2 separate regions of the Homo sapiens genome follow, and region 2 is linked to region 1. Evidence: chromatin loops called from intact Hi-C (ENCODE). Cell type or tissue: transverse colon. All regions are shown on one strand. Links, peaks and the distances in the headings refer to the core of each region. The heading gives the core; the rest is flanking DNA. Region 1 overlaps LINC01120 (long intergenic non-protein coding RNA 1120). Region 2 holds the start of CCDC74A (coiled-coil domain containing 74A).

Region 1 (11,478 bases), core at 2,133-10,132:
GTATTCCTTTATTATCTTCTTCATATTCATGGGATCAGCAGGAATGATTCCTCTTTTTATTTACATTATTTATAAATTGTGTCTTCTATCTTTTCTCTGTGGTTAGCCTGGCTGGAGGTTTATCAATTCTGTTTATCTTTTCTAAGAAGCAGCTTTTGGTTTTGTTTTGTTCTCTGTTTATTTTATTATTTCTATTATAATGAATATATTTTTTTTCTATGTTAATGTTGGGTTTACATTACACAATACTTTTTTCTCTAGTTTCCCAAGGTGGAAGGTAAGAAAACTGAATTAAGATTGTTTTTAGTTTTCTAGATAGCATTGTGAATGGAACTGATGTCACAGAAGTGTGCATTTAATAATCAAAATAATACATATTGTGTATTTTTCACCAAAATAATGATTTAAAATCCAGTAATATAGATGGTAAGTGCAGAAGGAGCATATGTAGATTCAGGAACGTTAAACATTGTAACTTTTTTTAAAAAGAGGATATTTACCAGGCCTCTTTCTGTGAGGAGACCCTGTCCTGGAGTGATGCCGTGCATTTGTGTGCTGCCTGGGTGAACACTGCCTACTTCACAGTGATGAGGGTGGCTTAGACAGAGACCCGAGGCTCTGTCCTCCAGGGCTCTCCTGATGGTCTCCTTTACCTTCCTTCACCACCAAGGAGGGTGGCCCAGCAGCAGCTCAGCCTGTGCTCTCACCCACCTCCTCTGCACACACCAGTCCTCGTCCTCAGCACCCAAGGCTGCCAGAGGTCCTTCAGCAGCTCCCGTGGCTGACAGTGACTCTACGTTTCCTAGATTTCAGGGACCACCTGGAGGGGAGCGGACCAGAGAGACTTCCTCGGAATAGGCTGTGGCTCTTCACAAGGTAAAGTCTTCTTTCTTTGTCTGAGATGGCAATTTTATTTCTTTAGGTTTCTATTTCATTTGAACTAAGATATGCAAATCTTACCATGGACATTGTAGATGAGTTACAGAATTTCTTGGTGGGCAAATGTATGTGAGAGCCCATTACCAAACTGGAACTTGGTCCAGATGGCACTCATAGATGACAGCTTCAGTGACAAACTGCATGGCAGAGAGCATTTTCCTCAGGAGAAATGTGTTCTTGAAAATAGTGTTGACTGTGCAACCAAAATCATTTTGAAAATCTTACACAAACTCTTGGGCCTTTCCACAGGTGTCTTCTATGCTTTATTTGGGAGCCATTGCCTTGAGCGTTATTTCCCAGATGGTTTTCTAATGTCACCAACTGAAGAAAAGACCCATGCACACAGGACACAGCATGATCTGATGCTCACAGCGTTTTCCTTCCTCTCTGAAAACGGACTCAGCGATTCTGGCAAGCGGTACTTACTCTGAGATCACCCGTTTGCTAAGGAAAAATCTTAGTACTGAGAAAGGTGACACTTTCCTCCCTGCTTTTGCTGGAGAGACACTTTGGTTATGAGTTATTTCTAGCATAACACAGTTTATTTCAGAAGTCCAGCTCAATAGCAGACCAAGGCATGAACAACACATGAAAATTTATGTTGGGAAAATATATATTGTATGTCTGCTTGAACTGTGGGTTCTTGATTAATACAAAACTGGTTGATGAAGGTTGTTACCTTCAGGAAAATGCAAATCTAGTGGAGGGACAAAACTCACAGTAACAGTATTTCATCATAGCCACCATGAGGCAGTACATTATGAAGCATGTCAGTGATGAATTACTGGCAGGCTGGTCTGTCATTGAAGCTACACTCTGTTTCTAGCTTCTGTTGCTTCTGCTGTCTCTCTCCTAACATCTGCATATTCCTCCACTTTGTGGTGGAGGAAGCATTAGGGCTGATATAGGGGATTTCCAGTGAGTGTATAATTCAGTGCAGAATTGGCAGGAATATATTCCATGGTTAGGAGCTGGAGAAAGTAAGAAATAAAAATAGACCTTGAAGAATGGGTAGGATTTTCAAAATCAGAGATAAAGACGCAAGAAAGAGAATTCAGTTTTTCAAGTTTCTAAGCAATCATATTTACATGCATAGACATTTTGCTGGTTTCTGTCTTACTAATGTATACTACACTGTGTCTAATCACTCTGAGGGCTGGTATTTCGGGTCTGTTCCAGACACTCAGGAATCATTTGTTCAGCTTGTTCTATATGCTGGAAACTGTTGCAGGGATGGATATATGCAGTCCTTGTCCCAAAGCAGCTTATGACTCCAAGAGCAAGGGATAGAATATGAACATGTGTCTTTGGGTTACTTCTAGGGGTAAGAATGAGTTCTGTGGGCAGATGCATACAGGAAGTGGGGAGAGGGAGAATGAGATACAAACTATCCAGGCAGGAGGCATTGCAGTAATCAAAGTGAACTATGAGAGAAGCCTGGGGTGTTGTAAAAAGAAAGAAACTTTGTCATAAGTGGAATGATCAGACAAGTCTTAGAAGGCTGTATTGCAGCCACAGTTCTGACTGGCTACCAATCAGAAGAAGAGGGAAATGAGAACTCTTCTTGGCTTGAGTACCTGAGTAAAGGATCTAACCATTCCCAGACAGGCGGCCCACAAGAGAGAAGCAGGTTAGAAGGAAATACCACGAGTTGTGTTTTGGTCATGTTAGGTAGAGGACATTTGAATGCAGAGTAAGTCAAACTCTTAGGGCAGGGGAGTCAAGAATGCTCCATTGCAGTGGTGTCAGCAAAATGGCAGGGAAGGCAGCTCTAAGCTCCCATCCTTCCATAGGAATGTTGAATAAACAACCAGACACTGTCAGAACCAACTTTGTGAGAACCGGGAAAATAATCAAAGGTGTACGGCAACTAAAAGAATGCTGGATCAACACAAAGGAAACTTAAAAATGATATGAAAGCTGTGTGGCATTTTTGCTTGTCCCACAAGTCCAGCTTGGTGATAGTCTTGAAGACGGCAGGCTGGATTCCCCAGGCTGGGACCCTTATCCCTGGTTCCAGAGAGGAGAGCAGATCTGATTCACAAATGATTATGCTTGTCTGTTTTAATCTTTCCAGAGGCTGTCTGAAGAAGGTATTCATCATCTCTGTTTTACCTGACCCAGAAACCATTCTGCTAGGAAAAACAGTGGGCATTGCTTGAAAACAGTGTTCTGTGGTTGAAAAACCCACAGTCACCTTGGGCTGGTGGGAATGTAAAATGGCGCCTCTTCTGGATCATCGTTTGGCAGTTTCTCAAAAGGTCAAACGTAGAATCACTATTTGATCCAACAATTCTACTCCTAGGTATATCCCCAAAAGAATTGAAAACAAGGATGCAAACATATGCGTGTACACTAATGTTTATAGAAAAAATATTCACAATAATCAAAAGGCAGAAACAACCCAAGTGTCCAATAACAGAAGAATGAATAAACAGTGTGATATAAACATAAATGGAATATCTAGCCATGAAAAGGAATTAAGTATTGATACATACTGCAACATGGATGAGTCTTGAAAACATTTTGCTAAATGAAACGTCAGACACAGAACACATATTGATGCTTTCACTTATATTAGGTACATAGAACAGGCAATTATAGAGATAAAAAGTAAATAAACAGCTTGGGGCTGAAGGAAGGGTGAAATTATAAGTTATTGCTTAATGAGTATAGAGTTTTAAGTTGATGAAATATTTTGGAGATAGTTTGTGGTGATGGTTGCAAACCACGTAAATGTCATTAATACCATTGATTTGTACACTTAAATTGCTGAAATTGCAAATTTTATACACACAACCCTGACATATTGCCAGGATTAAAAAAATAGTAACAAAAATAGTGAAATAAGGAAGAATGATTTCCTAGACAAGCACGAAAATCCCTTGTAAGCTAAGTCTACAAAGCCCTCTCCAAAATGATGCAAAATTAAGCTACTTTTACATTTTTAAAAGAAAATGCATGTAATCTTAACATCAAAACCCTTAACTAAAGTAAGCATTTCTGATCGGAGTGTAAATTAGTTCAACCATTGTGGAAGACAGTGTGGCAATTCCTCAGAGACCTAGAACCAGAAATATCATTTGACCCAGCAATCCCATTACTGGGTAGATACCCAAAGGAATATAAATCCTTCTATTATAAAGATACATGCAGGTGTATGTTCATGGCAGAACTATTCACAATAGCAAGACGTGGAATCAACCCAAATGCCCATCAGTGACAGATGAGATAAAGAAAATGTGGTACCTATACACCATGGACTACTATGCAGCCATTTGCAGGGACATGGATGGCATTGGAAGCCGTTACCCTTAGCAACTAATGCAGTAACAGAAAACCAAACACCGCATGTTCTCACTTATAAGTGGGAACTGAACGATGAGAACACATGGACATATGCGAGGGGAACAACACACACTGGGGCCTGTCAGGAGATTGGGCAAAGGAGAGCATCAGGAAGAATAGCTAATGGATGCTGGGCTCAATACCTAGGTGATGGGATGATCTGTGCAGCAAACCAACCCGACACACATTGACCTGTGTACCCTGCACATCCTGCACATTTGTACCCCTAAACTTAAAAGTTGAAGAAAACAGGCCGGGCGCGGTGGCTCACGCCTGTAATCCCAGCACTTTGGGAGCCCGAAGCAGGTGGATCACGAGGTCCAGAGATCGAGACCATCCTGGCTAACACGGTGAAACCCCGTCTCTACTAAAAAGAAAAATACAAAAAATTAGCCAGGCGTGGTGGTGTCGGGTGCCTGTAGTTCCAGCTACTCAGGAGGCTGAGGCAGGAGAATGGTGTGAACCCGGGAGGCGGAGCTTGCAGTGAGCCGAGATGGCACCACTACACTCCAGCCTGGGCGACAGAGCGAGACTCCGTCTGAAAAAAAAATTTTTTTTGAAGAAAAAAGTAAGCCTCTAATAAAGCTCTTAAAGAGATATTTTAAAATAAAGGAATTTTTTTAAACAAAATATAACAATAACAGCAAGCTCCCTAATCTCTTTCCTGGGCATCTCTGACCTGAGAGTCCTGCTGAACCCCCAGCTGCTCCCCCAGGCCACCCCACAGCCCCCTTAACACTCCAGCCTGTCCGTCATGTTCAGAAGGAGCTGCTCAATCAGTCCTGGTGTCTTTCTCAGCCCCTTCCAATTCTCTTTCTCACCTTTGGCCTAACCAGCAGTTCTGAATCCTGGAATGAGTTGGGTAGAAAGCTGTGCTTGCTCACAAGTTACTGTTTTTGACCCTGTCACAAATGTTTGTTCATTATGTAAATGTTCTGTGACTGCTTACTTGCTCAATCAGGCTGTCTATAGATAAAGAAAAAGGCCCATCTCCCTGTTCTGATTTGTGTGCAAAACTCCCAATATGGAAACTGGTAACTGCTTACTTAGAGATTAATATACAGCACTGTCATTTATTTTATTATGCAATCTTTATTTTTCTAGAACTTTGAGAAGATAACACATAAGTTCATATTAACATATAATCAAAAGACTTAATGTATATAAATGCACACAACATGCAACAAGATAATTCGGGGAGGAGCATGGAATGTGGAGAAGAAGACAATAGGAGAGATCAAATAAAGCCAGGAGTAGAGTTAAATACAAATGCATATACTGCCTATTTAAAATGGGTCGAAATTTTGACTCTAAACTTTCTTGCAGAAAACTCTGAAAAGCTGGCATATACATTTATATAATTTGCAAGCTGCAGGACAATGCAGGCTGTGTGCCTAACTCCCTGATGGTAAGATAATGCAGATGTCCCCAGTGATAGGAGGTAGTAAGCCAATTTTGTTTTTGTTTTCTCTCTAACGATGTATTCTGAATGACGTTTTCTGCAGTGGCATGCTCTTAAGCCCATAGCTAGAGTAATATGCACTTCCCAGCATGTTAGCTGTGACACCCTCCTTTCCATTCCACTCAGGAGAACGTACTGGATTACAGACGAGTGAGAATAATGTTGAATGATTAACTTTCTTAAGTAATTTCTTAACTCTAACATTAATAAAATTAAGACTTACAGCCGGGTGCAGTGGCTCACTCCTATAATCCCAGCACTTTGAAAGGCCAAGGCAGGCAGATCACCGGAGATCGGGAGTTCGAGACCAGCCTGACCAACATGGAGAAACCTTGTCTCTACTAAAAAAAAAAACAAAATTAGCCGGGCATGGTGGAGGCTGAGGCAGGAGAATCACTTGAACCCAGGAGGCGGAGGTTGCAGTGAGCCAAGATCGCACCATTGCACTCTAGCCTGGGCAACAAGAGCCAAACTCCATCTCAAAAAAAAAAAAAAGACCCACAAACTTTGATCCTTCAGCATTAGTAACAGATTACTCTAATATTTTCATATTCCAACATAATGTTTGAGAAACATAATGTTTGTGAACAGCGTTAAATTATACAAAATCTAGTTATGTACATGGGAGTTATCAGTAAGGATATTTCTCAGTTTTTTTCCAGAATGCATTAAAAAAAAAGTAAATCAATTATTGGCTTCCTTTAGATTGTGTAGAGAAATAAGTACAGTAAATATCTCACTTCCCACACTTCCTTAACCTTCCCTGCTCCTGCAGGCTGAATATTATTATCTGCTGCTTTACATGGCCTGATAGTATTTGGGTATTAACAATATGATTGTGCACTGCTATTGCCTCAAGAGTGGTCCGGCTCTTTGAATGCGTTGGAAAAAACAAACAAAAACTCTCTTGAACGTGATACTGTATTTCACCAGCAGAGGGCAAGCTACACTCAGTTGTGCCTATATGTGACGAATTCTGTACAAAGATTTCGTACACAAGCCATAAAGGCCATTTCTTTCTAATTGAAGTAAGTAGCCAGAAATCTAATAATATCTAAAGAGATCGATCCGATTAAGCTTTAATTTGAGTTCATCTTGGTCTCAAGGGGATTGAATTTAGTGGGTGGAACACAGCAACAAAGAGGCAGACATGCAAGGACTGGGGTTGGCAGTACCTGGAAATATCTTCTTCCCCCTGGGGAAGAAAGATTTTAAAAGGCTGGAAAGTCACCTGGGCCTCAGCTTAGTGGGCTGGTCTTGAAATTTAGCTGGACTTTAGGCAGTAAAATCATGTCCTGGACCATTGTGGCTGAGGCAAGTAAAGACTGAAAAATCAGTGGAAAAACTTGGAGCTTGGGGCTGAGAACTGTCAAGAGATGAGATACCCATTTGGTGGGATGTGGGTCTGAATTCAGGGACAGGCTCAATAAGTAGGCAATGGGACCCCTGTGCAGGAAGCGCCTCTATCCCAACAGCCAAACAGATTAGGAGGATTTTGCTGGGATGAGGTCAATGTCTGCATGAATTCCCCCAGACAGAACAGTCTCTAGTACTGGCTCAGTCATGCACCTTGACCCTAAAGCCAGAGTCTGATGGCCCCACTCAGTCCCTCCAGCCCTGTTCCATGACAGGACACACAAAGCATTCTTGATTCAAGCCTAATGCTCTCCAGCACCTTCCTGGCATGCCCTGTGGAAAATGGACAGATTTTATAAAATATGCTGTCCTCTATTTGCAGCCCTCTAGCTGGACTGTCGTGGCCCCCTTTCTGCACACTGAAGGGGATCTCTGACACTGACACCTGTCGGTACTATGTCTCAACCTGCTGACCCATTGGAAGCTACTTTGGATGACCGCCAAAGTGGGACATTTTATGCTTTCCAAAAAGGGAGAAAATTGACTCAGGAATTGTCCACATGATTTTCAGCTCCTGAAATAATTCAATGACATAATAAATATTTTAAATGATTAGAGTTATTATGAAAATGTTAATGAACTTTAAAAATCCATCAGTTTGAATTAACAATGTTATTTTAGATTTCTTTTGGCACCATGATGAAATTTTATTTATAATACCATTTTTTTGGCTTAAGGTCTTTACATCTTGTTATATTATTCAAGTTCTCATAATTTTATGAAATTTAGAAATAGTTCTCCGATTATGAATCCTCTCTGTTAGCTAAATTTAATTGTTAGTATAGTATATTCTTTTCCCTTTTCTTTTCTTTCTTTCTTTTCTTTCTTTTTTTTTTTTTTTTTTTTTGAGATGGAGTTTTGCTCTTGTTGCCCAGGCTGGAGTGCAATGGCGCGATCTCGGCTCACTGCAACTTCCGCCTCCCAGGTCTGAGTGATTCTCCTGCTTCAGCCTCCTGAGTAGCTGGGATTACAGGTGTGTGCCACAACGCCTGGCTAATTTTTTGTATTTTTAATAAAGACAGGGTTTCTCCATGTTGGCCAGGCTGGTCTTGAACTCCTCACCTCAGGTGATCCACCTTCCTCGGCCTCCCAAAGTGCTGAGATTACAAGAGTGAGCCATTGTGCCTGGCTTCTTTTCCCTTTTCATACTACATCATTAAAGTGAGCCATACTGGCCACTATAAAGTAGTTCTCATTGAGATACTGCAGGTGCATGTTTTGGTTATAAAATTGTTCTCATATAAATATCACAACTAATATATTAGACCTATGCTGTAAAGGCAAAATTATACACTATGGCTTTGTTCTTGCCATTAATTACCTTTTTGAAAATATTTTATTACATTCTAGTGGAAAAAGATTTCTCTCAGGTAGCAGAGCAAATAAATACTGTAAGATCTATAGTGTGATCAACGTATTCTGTCTTCAATAAATTTGAAATAAAAAAGACATGAAAAGGCATGAAGACAAAAGTCCAAGGTTTAGGGATTAAATTGTGTGTGGCTGCCAATTACAGAAATTAACGGAGACATTTTGTTGCTTGACACTACTTTATAGATTGTGCTAGAAAACGTAGTGGTCAAATTTTAATGTTTTTATGATTGTCATACTGTGATGACTGTGAGAATGAGAATCACAACCTCCAACTACAGGACAGGAGCCATAATTGACAAGGGTTCTGTTATATCCCTGCACTCTGAAATTCATTGCCACCTTTGCAGCAAGACCACTCTACCTATGGGTTGCTCCCAGTCAGTGACTGAGCACACCAAGATACTTAGAGCTGCCCCTGGTAGATGAGGGATTCCTTTGACAGATGACTGGCTCAAGACTCCCAAACAGCCTTGCCAAACCTTCTTTGACATTGCGGCAATCCGGAATGCTTCCACCCAGCATTCCTTCTCTCTTCCCTGTCTCCTTCACTCATGGTGGACATCCATTGTGCTCTGATAGCTCTCCCAGCCCTACCCAGATCCGCCCCCCATTCTCTCTCATGGGCATTTTGCACATTTAATTCTGTTTTGGCATTTGCTTCTCCGAGGACCCAGGTGAAAACACATATGATCAAGGGTATAGTTTTCAAGTTAGCATGTCTAAATGACTTTAAACCAAACTACATTCTATATGTATCTCTGATAATATTTTTGTAGTATCTGATAATTATAAAAGCAACACATGTTCATTAGACAAAATACAGAAAACATGTAAGCCTTGCACTTTTTTATGCCAATGTTTTTTATGATCTTGAGTATTCAATAATGGCGGAAATTTATTTGTGTCACAGAAACCTGTCTTACCCTGGCATGTCTTGGGAACCACATTTAAAAGTCGGTTTTCATAAATTATTGGTAAAATAAACTCATACATCTACACTATGCAACTGTGCAATATAAACATACTGTTACGTTTCTTTATATGGAGAAATTTTCATGCTGCCTTACTAAGTTTAAACACTAAAACAGAAAGAAAGCCTGGGAGGATTCACACCAAAATGCTAACTTTGACATTTTGAGTAGCTACTTTGGGATTTGCGGTCTTTTTGTTTTATTTGCTTGCTTATCTCTGTTGTTTGAATAATAAAGGCGGATATTTCATTGCTATCCTAGGCTTAAGCATCTTCTTTAGGGTAGTTTAAAGTAGATACTCTTATCTTGGGTGCTTCATTCATCTGGAGAACATGGCATGCTTCCTTATCAGTTAAGTCACAAATTTGACAATTAACTGATATTGTTGGTTGACATGTCTTTGATTATGATGTAATACATATTTCAGGGAAAAATGCTTTTCAAAAGTATTTTCCATTAGGAAATATCATTAGTATTAGCGTATATCAGACTATAACAAGAAACAGAAATTTCATTATCCCATTGCTCTTTTTATGATGCTAAATAAGTAGTCCCCCTAGCAGCCCAGATTTATGTTACCAAAAAATCAGTACACTTTGGTTTGTCAAATTAAAATTCAGAAGACTCGAGGGCCCAGATCTGTCTCTAACTATGTGCGAGAAGTCAGATGAACTTTCACACAGCCTTTCTCCAACAAGCGAGATTGTAACTTCTGAGGTCTCATTCAACCGTTTCCTTCCATGATTCCAAATAACTATTTTTGCTTTTTGAATTGGTGATAATAGCAGATAGAAACTTGTGGTAAAAATGGGCCCTTCGGCCGGGTGTGGTGGCTTACGCCTGTAATCCCAGCACTTTGGGAGGCCAAGGTGGGCAGATTACAAGATCAGGAGTTCAAGACCAGCCTGGCCAACATGGTGAAACCCCGTCTCTACTAAAAATACAAAACTTAGCTGGGCATGGTGATGCGTGCCTGCAATCCCAGCTACTCAGGAGGCTGAGGCAGGAGAATTGCTTGAACAGGGACCTGGGAGGCAGAGGTTGCGGTGAGCCAAGATTGTGCCACTGTACTCCAGCCTGGGCTACAGAGTGAGACTCTGTCTCAAAAAAAACAAAAAACAAAAAACTGCCCTTCTTTTTCACTCAGGGACAGGTTCCCCCAACAGGAAACACCCTCAAGCTAGTACAAGTCCAGGGGTTTTGTTGTAAGAATAGAATAATTTTATAGGTATCCAAGGAAAGAAACCAAAAGTATGGTCAGTCTGCATTTGTTTAGAACTGGAAAGTAAAAGCTAAGACTATTTCTGTAGGTTCTCATGTATCTTAAAAGGAGGCAAGGCAGAGAAGATCTATTGGCAGCTCTGCTATTAATTCTTCAGTTTCTCTAGTTAACCAGTTACATTATTATTAAGTAATAATAATAATTATTAAGTGTGATTATTATTGTGATTTATATTATTATTAAGTGGGATTATTATTAAGTGTGAGTCATTAAAAAATAGAGGAGGTTGCATAGGCATTTCCGGCAGTTAAGAAATCAATCATCTATCCATCCATCCATTTAGCTATATACTTTGAGATGCTCAAATCACTCATTTTCCCAGCTGCCAGCAGTGTTGGAAGTGCTGAGAATGTTGTTAGCTGATGGCTCACAGATGAAGGGAGGCAGCTTGCCCAAGGTGGTCACCAGTTCCAACTTTAAATGTATAACAAATATGGGGAGGGAGAAACAATCTTAGGGGTTGAAAGTCAGCATTTCCATACACCGATGGTCCAAGCATTCTGGGGCATAATTGACAACATGATGAATAATTTTCCTTGCTGAGCATACTCCTTGGCCCAACAATGCTATTTAAACCAACTTATCCCAAGGCACTAATGAAGGATGTGCACAGATGTTTGGCTATTGAGATGTTTATTCAGTGTGGTCAGTGAAGAAATAAACTAAGTATCCAAGAGCAAAGGGTT
Region 2 (11,478 bases), core at 1,358-9,357, 110 kb after region 1:
ATAAACATGTCCTTGCTTCTGAGTCTTCTGGCACCTGGGCTCAGTCTCTAGGAGGTTCACCTATACAGAGTCCCTGAGCACACGGGGGCTGCAGAAACAACTGTTGGGCACCCTGTCGGCCCCTCCCCCCAGTGTCCACAGGCCTGGGCCTCTGGCTTCCTATGCTTTCCTCTCTCAGAGGCACAGTAGACTTTGCCCTGTCTTTACAAAAGATTCAAAAAGTTAGGCATGGTGGTTCACATGTGTGGTCCCAGCTACTTGGGACGCTGAGTTTGGAGGATCGTCAGGGTCCAGGAGATCAAGGCTGTAGTGAGCCTTCATCACGCCACTATACTCCAGCCTGGGTGACAGAGTGAGACCCTGTTCTCAAAGAAAAGCTGACCACCGGGAACATGTGCCGCCAAGTCTATGGCTTCCAGAAGCTCCAAGGATTGCGGGAGTTGCTGGGGGCTGAACTGTCTGGCCAGGAGTGGGGGGCAGGCAAAAACGCACTGAGAACCAAGAACAGCAAAGCTGAGTGAGGGGTCAGGGTCCTGGGGGCTGGGACCTGGACAGCGATGGCCACAAGGCCAGCTGGTGCTCAGTGGCTTCTGCCTGGGGAGCAAGGGCAGCAGCGGGCAGCTAGGTTCCAGCCACTTCCAGGTAGCAGGGTAGGGACCTCGCCAATAAAACGGGATTTAAATTTTGCCAAGAACTTTCACTGTAGAGAAAATGGGACTGCTGGGATGAGAGCAAAATGCAGTTGGTGGGGCCCGGCCAGGAGGCACTTGTGAGGGACTTCTGGGGAAAGACTGGAGTTGGAGCAACTCAGGGGAAGCAGTTCTGTCTGGGGCACAAGGAGGAGGGAGGCCAGGCTGGAGGCAGGAGCTCCTGCACATTCTCGTCTCCACCCCTGGATGCTTCCAGAGTGGTTTGGCCTAACTGCCACTGCCCCCGCCTCCTCAGCTCCTAGGATGCCCTTGACTTTTTGCCATTGGGCCACACTCCCCTGCTGACAGGCCAACTCCAGATGCTTTTCTGACCACGTGGCCCAGAGCCTCTGGCAGCGCAGCTTCAGGCTGTCCTGACACCACCCCTGCCCCTTGCACCTCCGCATCGTCCTCCTTGCCCCGAGGCAATCCCATTCCCTGGATCCCATTCGTGGCCCACTCCCACGATCTACCGCTAGGATATACCAGCGCCCCCGTGATCCGAGGTAAGTCAGATTCTGATCATCTTGTGCAAGCAACTCACAAGCAGAGGCCCTGTGCAGTCAGGAGAAATCTATACCTTTCCCCTTGGACATCCAAGAGCAAGTTAGATCCCCTAAAGGCCAGCTCTCACCAATAACCCTGACATTTCCAATATAAATGAGAGAGAACTCTCTGTTTTGAGACAAGGTCTTGCTATATTGCCCAGGCTGGAGTGCACTGCACCATGACAGCTCACTGCAGCCTCTTAACTCCTGGGCTTAAGCAATCCTTCCGCCTCAGCATCCCAAGTAGCCAGGACTACAGGCATGCGCCACCGCACCCTGCTAATTTTTAAATTTTTTTGTAGAGACGGGGTCTCACTGTGTTACCAGGCTGATCTTGAACTCCTGGGCTTAAGTGATGGGACCGCCTCCGCATCCTGAAGTGCTAGGGTTACAGGTGTGAGCCACCACGCTGGAGAGAGGCCTCTTATGTAGCCTTCACTGTAAAAATTAAGCTAGCTTCCCTTGACTCCCGAAGCCAGAATTCCTAGCATAATTTTCTCAAGTCACAAGGTGCCGAAATATATCTAATTATTTCCCAGTCAAGAATTCCTACTTTTGGCCAGGCGCAGTGGCTCACGCCTGTAATCCCAGCACTTTAGGAGGCTGAGGCAGGAAGATCACCTGACGTCAGGAGTTTGAGACCAGCCTGGCCAACATGGTGAAATCCCATCTCTACTAAAAATACAAAAATTAGCTAGTGTGGTGGCGCATGCCTCTAATCTCAGCTACTTGGGAGGCTGAGGCAGGAAAATCGCTTGAACCTGGGATGTAGAGGTTGCAGTAAGCCGAGATCGCACCACTGTACTCCAGCCTGGGTGACAGAGACTCCCTCTCAAAAAATAAATAAAAAATAAAAGTGATAAATTGGCAGCTGGCGCCAGGGACAGGCCATTTCTTGATGGGCCACACCTATTTCACTAAAGTGTTAATTGAATGCAGATTCCAGGGAGAATCAACTTCCCAGGCATGTGCATTAAGAGACAAAGTAGTGGAGTATGACCTTCCAGGGGCACCCCACCCGAAAACCTCAGATGGGCATGCATACAGTTTCCTAAACACACTGCATGTGTTTAGGAACTCCCAAGGGTAAGGAGGGTACTGTACATGTGGGCAGCCCACCCTATGGGAAGGATCATGGGAAAGGGGCTAGTCTAGAAAGTCCTAGGATCAAGGTTAAACACCACACTTGACTTTCATGTGCCCACTTAGGTCTCTTCCAAGCATACTTTCCTTTCTTTCCTGTTCTAAAGCCTTTTAAAATACACTTCCACTCCTGCTCTGAAACTTGCTTTGGTCTCTTTTTCTGCCTTATGCTCCTCAGTCGAATTCCTTCTTCTGAGGAACCAAGAATTGTGGTTGCTGAAGACCCATCCGGATTCACTGCCAGTGACTTGGACACCTTCCACTGCTAACACTATTAACTCGGACACCTTCCACTGCTAACACAATAACACTGGGTTATTGTGTTTATTTGGAGAGTAAGTATGGTTTAAGGAGATGTGTATGGGTGCCAGGTTGACAAGGGGTGGACTTTTGATGGTTAATTCTATATGTCAACTTGTCTGGGCCACTGGATGCACTCATATCTGGTTACACATTATTTCCTGGCAGGTCTGTAAGGGTGTTTTCAGAAGAAAGTGGCATTTAAATTGGTGGTGCAAGCAGCCATGCATACATTTCTGCAGTAGCTTCCCTATAGCTTGCAGGAACCAGAGCGGGCAATAAGAGCCCCATCCTCCAAATACTGGGGATCTGTGCTCTGATTGATGATGGCTGCTGTTGATTGTGAAAATGCAGACAAAGAGGCAGGCAGCCACTGCTGCAATCTCCACTGCTATGTTTGCAACGTCCCTCCTCAACCCTCACTGCCTCCCTGGGTACACACCTTCCAGGAGGTTTTTATGGATCAGCACCTCCTCCTGCCTTCATTTTTCTTTTCTCCTTCTTGGGAACCAGATGTTTAGGACTAGGACATTCAAAAGCAACCACATACCAGGCACAGTGGCTCATACCTGTAATTTCAACACTTCTGGAGGCTGAGGGAGGAAGAGAGCCTCAGTCCAGGAGTTTGAGACCAGTCTGGGCAACATAGTAAGACAAAAAAAAAAAAAAAAAAAAAAAAATTAGCCAGGCATGGTGGTGTGTGCCTGTAATCCCAGTTACTAGGGAAGCTGAGGCAGGAGGATGACTTGAGCCCAGGAGTTCCAGGCTGCAAGTGAGCTATAATCGCACCACTGCACTCCTGCCTGGATGAATTTCTCTCCACTCAGGATATCCTCCCTCCCAGCAGTAATATTGCTACCATTCATTCCAGCTGTCCATAAACCATAATTACTGAATACATGTTGCCATAATTTTTTTGAGCAAACTGTCATCTGTTAAAAAAAAATAAAGATTATATTTTATCTTAATTTATTCCTTCTCTAATGCACTTCCCTTTTTTTAGATCCAAATTTCCTATATCATTTTCCTTCTTTTTTTGAAACAAGGTCTCTCTGTGTTGTCCAAGCTGGAGTGCAGTGGTGCAATCATGGCTCGCTGCATCTCAGCCTTCTCAGTAGCTGGGACTGCAGGTGTGCACCACCATGCAGGCAAATTTTTTAGTTCTTTGTGGAGACAGGGTCTGGCTATATTGCCCAGGCTGGTCTCCAACTCTTGGGCTCAAGAGATGCTCCTGCTTTGGCCTCTCAAAGTGCTGGGATTACAGGCATCAGCCATGCACCTGACTTTTCATTTCTGTTGTGTTTTTGACTTCTTACATTTTCTTTTAGTTTTTTGAGACAGAATCTCACTCTGTTGCTCGGGATGGAGTGCAGTGGCAGGATCCCAGCTTGCTGGAAACTCCACCTCCTGAGTTCAAGCAATTCTTCGGCCTCGGCCTCCTGAGTAGTTGGGATTACAGATATAAACCACTATGCCTGCCTTTTTTTTTTTTTTTTTTTTTTTTTGAGATGGAGTCTTGTTCTGTCGCCCAGGCTGGAGTGCAGTGGTACCATCTTGGCTCACTGCAAGCTCCGCCTCCCGGGTTCACGCCATTCTCCTACCTCAGCTTCCCGAGTAGCTGGGACCACAGGCGCCCACCACCATGCCCGGCTAATTTTTTGTATTTTTAGTAGAGATGGGGTTTCACCGTGTTAGCCAGGATGGTCTCGATCTCCTGACCTCGTGATCCGCCCGCCTCGGCCTCCAAATAATTTTTGTATTTTTAGTAGAGATGGGTTTTCACCATGTTGCCCAGGCTGGTCTTGAACTCCTGACCTCAAGTGATTCACCCACCTCAGCCTCCCAAAATGTTGGGATTAGAGGTGTGAGCCACTGTGCTTGGCCAACTTCTCGCATTTTCTTTTCTTTTTTTTCCTTTTTTTTTTTTTTTTCTGAGATGGAGTCTTACTCTGTTGCCCAGGCTTGAAGGCAGTGGCATGATCTCAGCTCACTGCAACCTCCACCTCCTGGATTCAAGCAATCCTCCCACCTTAGCCTCCCAAGTAGCTGGAATTACAGGTGCATGCCACCACGCTAGCTAATTTTTGTATTTTTTAGTAGAGATGGGATATCACCATGTTGGCCAGGCTGGTCTTGAACTCCTGACCTCAAATGATCTGCCCAACTTGGCCTCCCAAAGTGCTGGGATTACAGACATGAGCCACCCTGCCTGGCCTTCACATTTTCTTTAGATTATTTCTTAGAATGTCTACTTCTCTGTTCCCATTATCAGTCTGTAATCTCATGTTGTCCACTTTTTCCATTAGAGCCCTTAGCATATTAATCATAGTTGTATTCCATTTCTTGGTCTGATAATTCCAACATCTCTGCCATATTTAAGTCTGGCTCTGATGTTTGCTGTGTCTTCAAACTGTGTTGTTTTTTATTATGCCTTGCAAGTTTTTGTTGAGGGCTGGTCGTGCTCAACCAGTAAATGGACTTTCTGTGTGAAGTTTTATGTTGGTCTGGTTAGGGGTTGCGCCATGTGTTCTGTTTGTTAACTGGAGGTGTCAGAGGCTTAAACCTCCTCTAGTGTCTTAGTTTTTGTCTCCCTGTTGCCTTTACGGTTTCCTAGAGATTTCTTGAATAAGCTCTGAGATGAGCAGTTCTTTCACTTGTATCCCCTGTTATTATACAGGAGCCCCGCTGATGTGGCAGTAAGATGTGGGGAAAGGAGAGCCAGAGCAGGCTGGGGTTAGCTATGTTCCCTTCCTCCAGGTTTGCTGGTATCTGGCAAAATTATGATTGGCCTGGCTGTGATTTTTTTTTTTTTTTTGAGGGCAGGCCTTGTAAAAAAAATAAGACTTCTTTTTATTTTTATTATTTTTAAATTTATTTATTTATTTATTTATTTTTTGAGACACAGTCTCACCCTGTCACCCAGGCTGGAGTGCAATGGCGCGATCTTGGCTCACTGCAACCTCCACCTCCTGGGTTCAAGTGATTCTCCTGCCTCAGCCTCCGGAGTAGCTGGGATTACAGGTGTGAGCCACCGCGCCCAGCCTCTTATTTTTAGGCAGCATCTCACTCTGTCACTTAGGCTGGAGTTCAGTGGTGCCATCATAGCTCACTGCAGCCTCGACCTCTGGGGTTCCAGCAATCCTCCCGCCTTAGCCTCCCGAGCAGTTGGGACTACAGGCGCAAGACACCATGCCCGGGTTTTTTTTCTTTTAATTTTTTAGAGACGGGGTCTCACTTTCCATTCAGGCTGGAAAGGATGCCTGGATGCCTTTTATTATTATTTTTTTAGACAGAGTCTCTGTCGTCCAGATTGGAGTGCAGCGGTGCGATCTCGACTCACTGCAACCTCTGCCTCCCGGTTCAAGCTATTCTCCTGCCTCAGCCTCCAGAGTAGCTGGGATTACTGGCTCCCGCCACTACACCCGGCTACATTTTGTATTTTTAGTAGAGTTGGGGTTTCGCCATGTTGGTCAGGCTGGTCACGAACTCCTGACCTCAAATGATCCGTCCGCCTCGGCCTCCCAAACTTCGGGGATTACAGGCGTGAGCCCCGGCGCCCAGCCCTGGATGCCTTGTAAATCACTACTCACCCAGGAAGAGCCAGCGACAGGCCCCGCCCCCGCCAACCGCCTCGCGCCTTCCGTCGCCCGGTTTCCATGGTGACGGGGCGCCAGGCTAGGGCGGCCTGGCCACTGAGCCGGGGTGCAGTGGCAGCGGGAGAGTACCTGGCGATGGCGATATGAGCGGTGCGGGGGTGGCGGCTGGGACGCGGCCCCCCAGCTCGCCGACCCCGGGCTCTCGGCGCCGGCGCCAGCGCCCCTCTGTGGGCGTCCAGTCCTTGAGGCCGCAGAGCCCGCAGCTCAGGCAGAGCGACCCGCAGAAACGGAACCTGGACCTGGAGAAAAGCCTGCAGTTCCTGCAGCAGCAGCACTCGGAGATGCTGGCCAAGCTCCATGAGGAGATCGAGCATCTGAAGCGGGAAAACAAGGGTGAGCCGGCGCGGGGCCCTAGGCCGGCCCTGCCTCCCCAGGCACACTCAACACTGCCGCTCCCGCAGCACAGAAACACAGCCATCAACTCCAGCACACGCCTGGGCTCAGGGGGAACACAGGACGGTAAGCCCGCCCTGCCACGCTGAGCTGTCCCCTCCTCCCAGAGGGAGACCCGCGTGGCCCCCGGGCAGTGCCGACCCTGTCTGCCTGTCTCGTAGGGCAGCAGCATTTCAGATGCTGACTCCGCCAATCCTCTCCTCTCCAAGCAGGGTCAGACACACCTCTGTTAAAAACTTTATAGAGGGGCCCGGGCGCGGCGGCTCACGCCTGTAATTCCAGCACTTTGGGAGGCCGAGACGGGCGGATCACGAGGTCAGGAGATCGAGACCATCCTGGCTAACACGGTGAAATCTCGTCTCTACTAAAAATACAAAACAATTAGCTAGGCGTGGTGGTGGGCGTCTGTAGTCCCAGCTACTCGGGAGGCTGAAGCAGGAGAATGGCGTGAACCCGGGAGGCGGAGCTTGCAGTGAGCCGAGATCTTGCGACTGCACTCCAGCCTCGGTGACAGAGCGAGACTCCGTCTCAAAAAAACAAAAACAAAAACTTTATACAGGGAAACGTGCCCAAGTGCGAGTGCGCAGCTCAATGAATTTCTTCCAGCTAAACACATCGGATCAGGAGCAGGCATTCCCCCGCCCCCCACCCCGTCCCCGCTTCGCCTGTGCCCATGCTGTCCTCCGGCGGGGCCTTCCCAACTGCACCCTTAGCTGCTCCTCACCCCCACGCCCCCCTTTCTCCCTCCCTCCTCCCCCACCCCTCCTGCCCCGAGCAGAAGGAGGGCCCGCCAGGATGTGGGATGTGGCTCCGCTCCTCGATCTTGCTTCAGGAGGGCTCCAGCAAGGGCACCAGTGCCCGCGGCCTCCTCTCCCGCCCCGTTCCCTGGTGCTGCCTTACCTGAGTGCCGAGTATCCCATCACCAGGCGTCTGTTTTGTCAGGACCCCGCTTCCCCATGTCTTCTTGAGCCTCAGGACGCCCAGTTCCTAATGTCTTCTTGAGCCTCCCCCGCAGTCCCTGATCCCCACGGGATCATGACACTGCCATAGCCAGGGGTTCCGGAGTTCACCTCTGTACCCCTAAAGCCCAGGCCCTGCCTGGGCAGTGTGGATGCCCTCCAGTCATCTCAGATGGATGAGGCCGATATGCCCGGTGGGCTCTGCCTAGGGAACAGGCAGGGCCATTCCTGGCCTGACACCCACGACGAAGGCGTGGTGGAGAGCGGGATCCATGGGGCAGGGCCCAATCAGCCAGTGGGGGGGCAGGACTTTTGGGCTCAGCAGCCAGGAGAGGACAGGCCAGGCTTCTTCTCTCAGAATAGCTGTGGTTTCACAAGTGCTGAGGAGAGCGTGTGCTTGCTTTCAGATCTCCATTACAAGCTCATAATGAATCAGACATCACAGAAGAAAGGTGAGAACTGGGCCCTTCAGTGACTGATGGGATGCTCTTGCCACCCAGGGGAGCCCCTCCAGACTGTCCTTGCCCACCTGGCTGCACTGGCCCCTGTATGCCAACCCAGTGGGTACAGGTTCTGGGGGACCTGGACAGATGCCGCTACCTCTAGCCGTGGCTGGACGATGTTATGCAGCCAAGCACAGCACGTGCTGCTCTCGGGAAGCCCAGGGCCTGAGGTCATTGCAGTGGGGAGGTGGGCACAGGGTGCTCCCCAGACCTCCCTCCTCCAAGTAGAGCTGAAATGGGAAGGAACCCCTGGGACAGCCCCTGCCCTGCTAGATCTTTGCCTCAGATTGCTGCTGTGGCCAGGCCCAGGATTTCCAGCCCTATGGCTCTGAGTCCTCACATGCTGGGGGCCCAGGGGCTCTGGACACACTCCATCCAGGGATCCCTTCCTGCCATCTGGGCAGCAACCATGGGGACAAAGGGAGGAAGCAGAGTCCTGTTTCCTTGCCACTTGTCCAAGGCACTTCCCCATCCTGACAGCGGCCCCCACCCAGCCCAGGATCCTGGGCTGTGGTCTCAAGCTCACTTCCCATTATCTTTGGGGCTGGGGCTGACATCAGGAGGACATCTGACTGGTGGATGGAGCCAGCCTGGGAACATCGCAGCTGGGGCAGTGCCTAGGGCTCTCCCTTCCCAGGGAGACATGGAGAAGGGGGTTGAGGGAGGGCCCTTCCCTAGCCGCTGTGGCAACTCCAGTGAGCTGTTCTGGGCAAAGTGTGGCCCAAGTCGGCAGCCCCAGCCCTGCAGTGCTGGGGACGCTGACAGGACACGGGAAGAGGCCATGCTTTCCCTCGGGACCTGCTGTTCCATGTGTCCCAAGCCCTCCTGCTTTCCAGATGGCCCCTCAGGAAACCACCTTTCCAGGGCCTCTGCTCCCTTGGGCGCTCGCTGGGTCTGCATCAACGGAGTGTGGGTAGAGCCGGGAGGACCCAGCCCTGCCAGGCTGAAGGAGGGCTCCTCACGGACACACAGGCCAGGAGGCAAGCGTGGGCGTCTTGCGGGCGGTAGCGCCGACACTGTGCGCTCTCCTGCAGACAGCCTCTCCATGTCAAGCTTCCAGTCTGTCAAGTCCATCTCTAATTCAGGTGAGCAGGCTGGCGTCCATGTGCTCACAGGGGTGAGTGCCCCACGGGGACCCCAGCCTGGGTGGCCTCTAGGGGTGCTGACCAGGCGCCCTCTGCTGGGCCAAGCTCCAGGATTTGGGGATGAAGGTGCAGCTGAAAAGAGCCCTGCAAGCTGAAGCCACCGGGAGGGGATTAAGGGGGGGTGGGCAGGACCAGGGACCAGTCACAGGGCAGTAAGGCCTCACAGCAGGCACCCCAGGGCGGGGCAGCAAGCAGGCAGGAGGGGCCTCCCCGGGTGGCCTTCTAGGGAGGATGTACCCTGGCTGCCCAGCAGCAGCCCTGCTTGGCCGTGTCCCTGCCACAAGCAGGCAGGACACAGGAGGGATGGCACTGCCCACGGAGCCCTGGGCTCATGGCACCTTCTGCAGAGTGAGCCGGGAGCAGAGAGCCTCTTTTCCCCACTCTGTGAGGCCGGGCATTTTCCTCAGCCCTGCCCTAACCCCCACCATTCCTGTGATGGGCCCAGGTGCTAGACGGGCCTTGTCCTTGCCGAGGAAACCCATGCAGGCTGGGTCCCAAGCCTCTCATGCAGTTTCATTTTACCCAAGATGGGGCCAGCTTCCACTATGTTGATTGTTCTAGAGTGTTCACAGGCACCACCCATGGGCTTCACCCTCAGAACCACATTGATTCCCCCCAGAACCCTCCAAGGCAGGCTTCCCTTTACAGAGGAGGAAACTGAGGCAGGGACAGGGGCTTCTTGGGTACACACAGCTGTTCCTGGAAAACTTGGGCGGTGACTGTTGGTGCCTGCAGTGACCGGCCTTGTAGGGTCTGACTTGCAGCCAACTCTCAAGGCAAGGCCAGGCCCCAGCCCGGCTCCTTCAACAAGCAAGATTCAAAAGCTGACGTCTCCCAGAAGGCGGACCTGGAAGAGGAGCCCCTACTTCACAACAGCAAGCTGGACAAAGTTCCTGGGGTACAAGGGCAGGCCAGGTAAGGCTTGGGTGTTCCTGGGGTGCAAGGGCAGGCCAGGTAAGTCTTGCCTGCACCCTAAGGGCCCCATGACTACATTTACTAGGCTCACGCCCTGCAGTCAGCCAACTGCTCTGCCCCTAGCTCCAGGGGCCTGTCTCCTGGGCTCATGATAGCAGATGACGGCCACGCTCTACCCATCGGTGGGCGCTGTCTTCCTCCCTTCCCCTGGGGGTCCTGCAGAGTACCTGTGCTGACCTGAGCCCACGAGGGGGGCCAGTAGCAGCCCCTAAACCACTTCCTCAGAGAAAAGTAAAGTAATATTCTTACCAAGAGAAGGCTTGCTGCCCCTGGCCACAGCCTGCCTTTGGAGGGCACTAGGCCAGCAGGTCAGAGTAGGAACAGGTTCTGGTGATCCCTGAGTTTGCGGGACTGCCCTGAGATGCTACAGAGTGCACACTTTCAGCAGCGCAACCAGCAGGACAGGCTCCTGCATCTGCACATCCCAAGACCAGGCCTGGAGCAAGATGCCCCACTGGGTGTGGGGTCACGATCAAGAGCAGCCTGGCAGCTAGCTGGTCACCCACTGAAGCCCATCTGACCCTTAGGGCACCTTCAGAGGGGAGAAAGGGACAGGCCCCAGTCCCAGAGACCCCCACCTGGTGCCCAGAGCACCCTGCTCAGTGGGAGAGGGGAACCAGGCCCTCTTCCCCACATTGGCCTGGGCGCTGCCTGGGGAGGTATGCTGGGTGGGTGGTTAGACGCACCTGGGCAGGTCACCTCTGGCTGCTGCAATGACTGTTTCAGAAAGGAGAAAGCAGAGGCCTCTAATGCAGGAGCTGCCTGTATGGGGAACAGCCAGCACCAGGGCAGGCAGATGGGGGCGGGGGCACACCCCCCAATGATCCTGCCCCTTCCCCTGCGAAAGCCCACCACACTTAGGCAGTGCGAAGTGCTCATCCGCGAGCTGTGGAATACCAACCTCCTGCAGACCCAAGAGGTGAGGCCCTGGGTGGTGGGGGTGGCCCTGGGCAGTCTGGCACCGCCACAGGCCCCACCATGCCCCTGCCCCTGCCTTTCAGCTGCGGCACCTCAAGTCCCTCCTGGAAGGGAGCCAGAGGCCCCAGGCAGCCCCGGAGGAAGCTAGCTTTCCCAGGTGAGTGCCTGGTGCACCCCTGCCCCATCCCTGGGGTCCTATCCACAGCTCACTGCTGACTCTTCCTTCACCCAGGGACCAAGAAGCCACGC

The links. A loop is a pair of places that touch in the nucleus more often than their neighbours do. Peaks named below come from ENCODE experiments on the same cell type or tissue, not always from the same donor. Only the 100,000 strongest peaks of a DNase experiment are listed, where the experiment ranks them.
Region 2: a loop joins it to region 1, with 5 times the contacts of the local background. A loop is called at or near these places in 25 of 110 quality-filtered maps.

Annotation. Positions count from the first base shown.
Region 1 is chr2:131,406,657-131,418,134 of GRCh38, forward strand. It overlaps LINC01120 (long intergenic non-protein coding RNA 1120), which reads left to right. Exons shown (of 3, transcript NR_036499.1): 2 at 1-876; 3 at 1,189-1,572. Among named protein-coding and RNA genes, the nearest start is that of LINC01120, 9.5 kb to the left of the region's middle. RefSeq lists a silencer at 7,225-7,471. In transverse colon, for the core only: a CTCF peak has its summit at 6,690 (motif pointing right); no DNase peak of the experiment used is centred there; H3K27me3 peaks cover 4,751 bases.
Region 2 is chr2:131,521,552-131,533,029 of GRCh38, forward strand. CCDC74A (coiled-coil domain containing 74A) reads left to right here and starts at 6,337. Exons shown (of 8, transcript NM_001258306.3): 1 at 6,337-6,669; 2 at 8,096-8,140; 3 at 9,226-9,276; 4 at 10,113-10,251; 5 at 11,038-11,230; 6 at 11,313-11,386; 7 at 11,462-11,478. The coding sequence starts at 6,420. It also overlaps the pseudogene SMPD4BP. RefSeq lists enhancers at 33-757, 6,476-6,525, 7,805-7,854 and silencers at 6,196-6,275, 6,346-6,425. In transverse colon, for the core only: no CTCF peak of the experiment used is centred there; a DNase peak (open chromatin) is centred at 6,240; H3K4me3 peaks cover 2,035 bases; H3K27ac peaks cover 1,400 bases.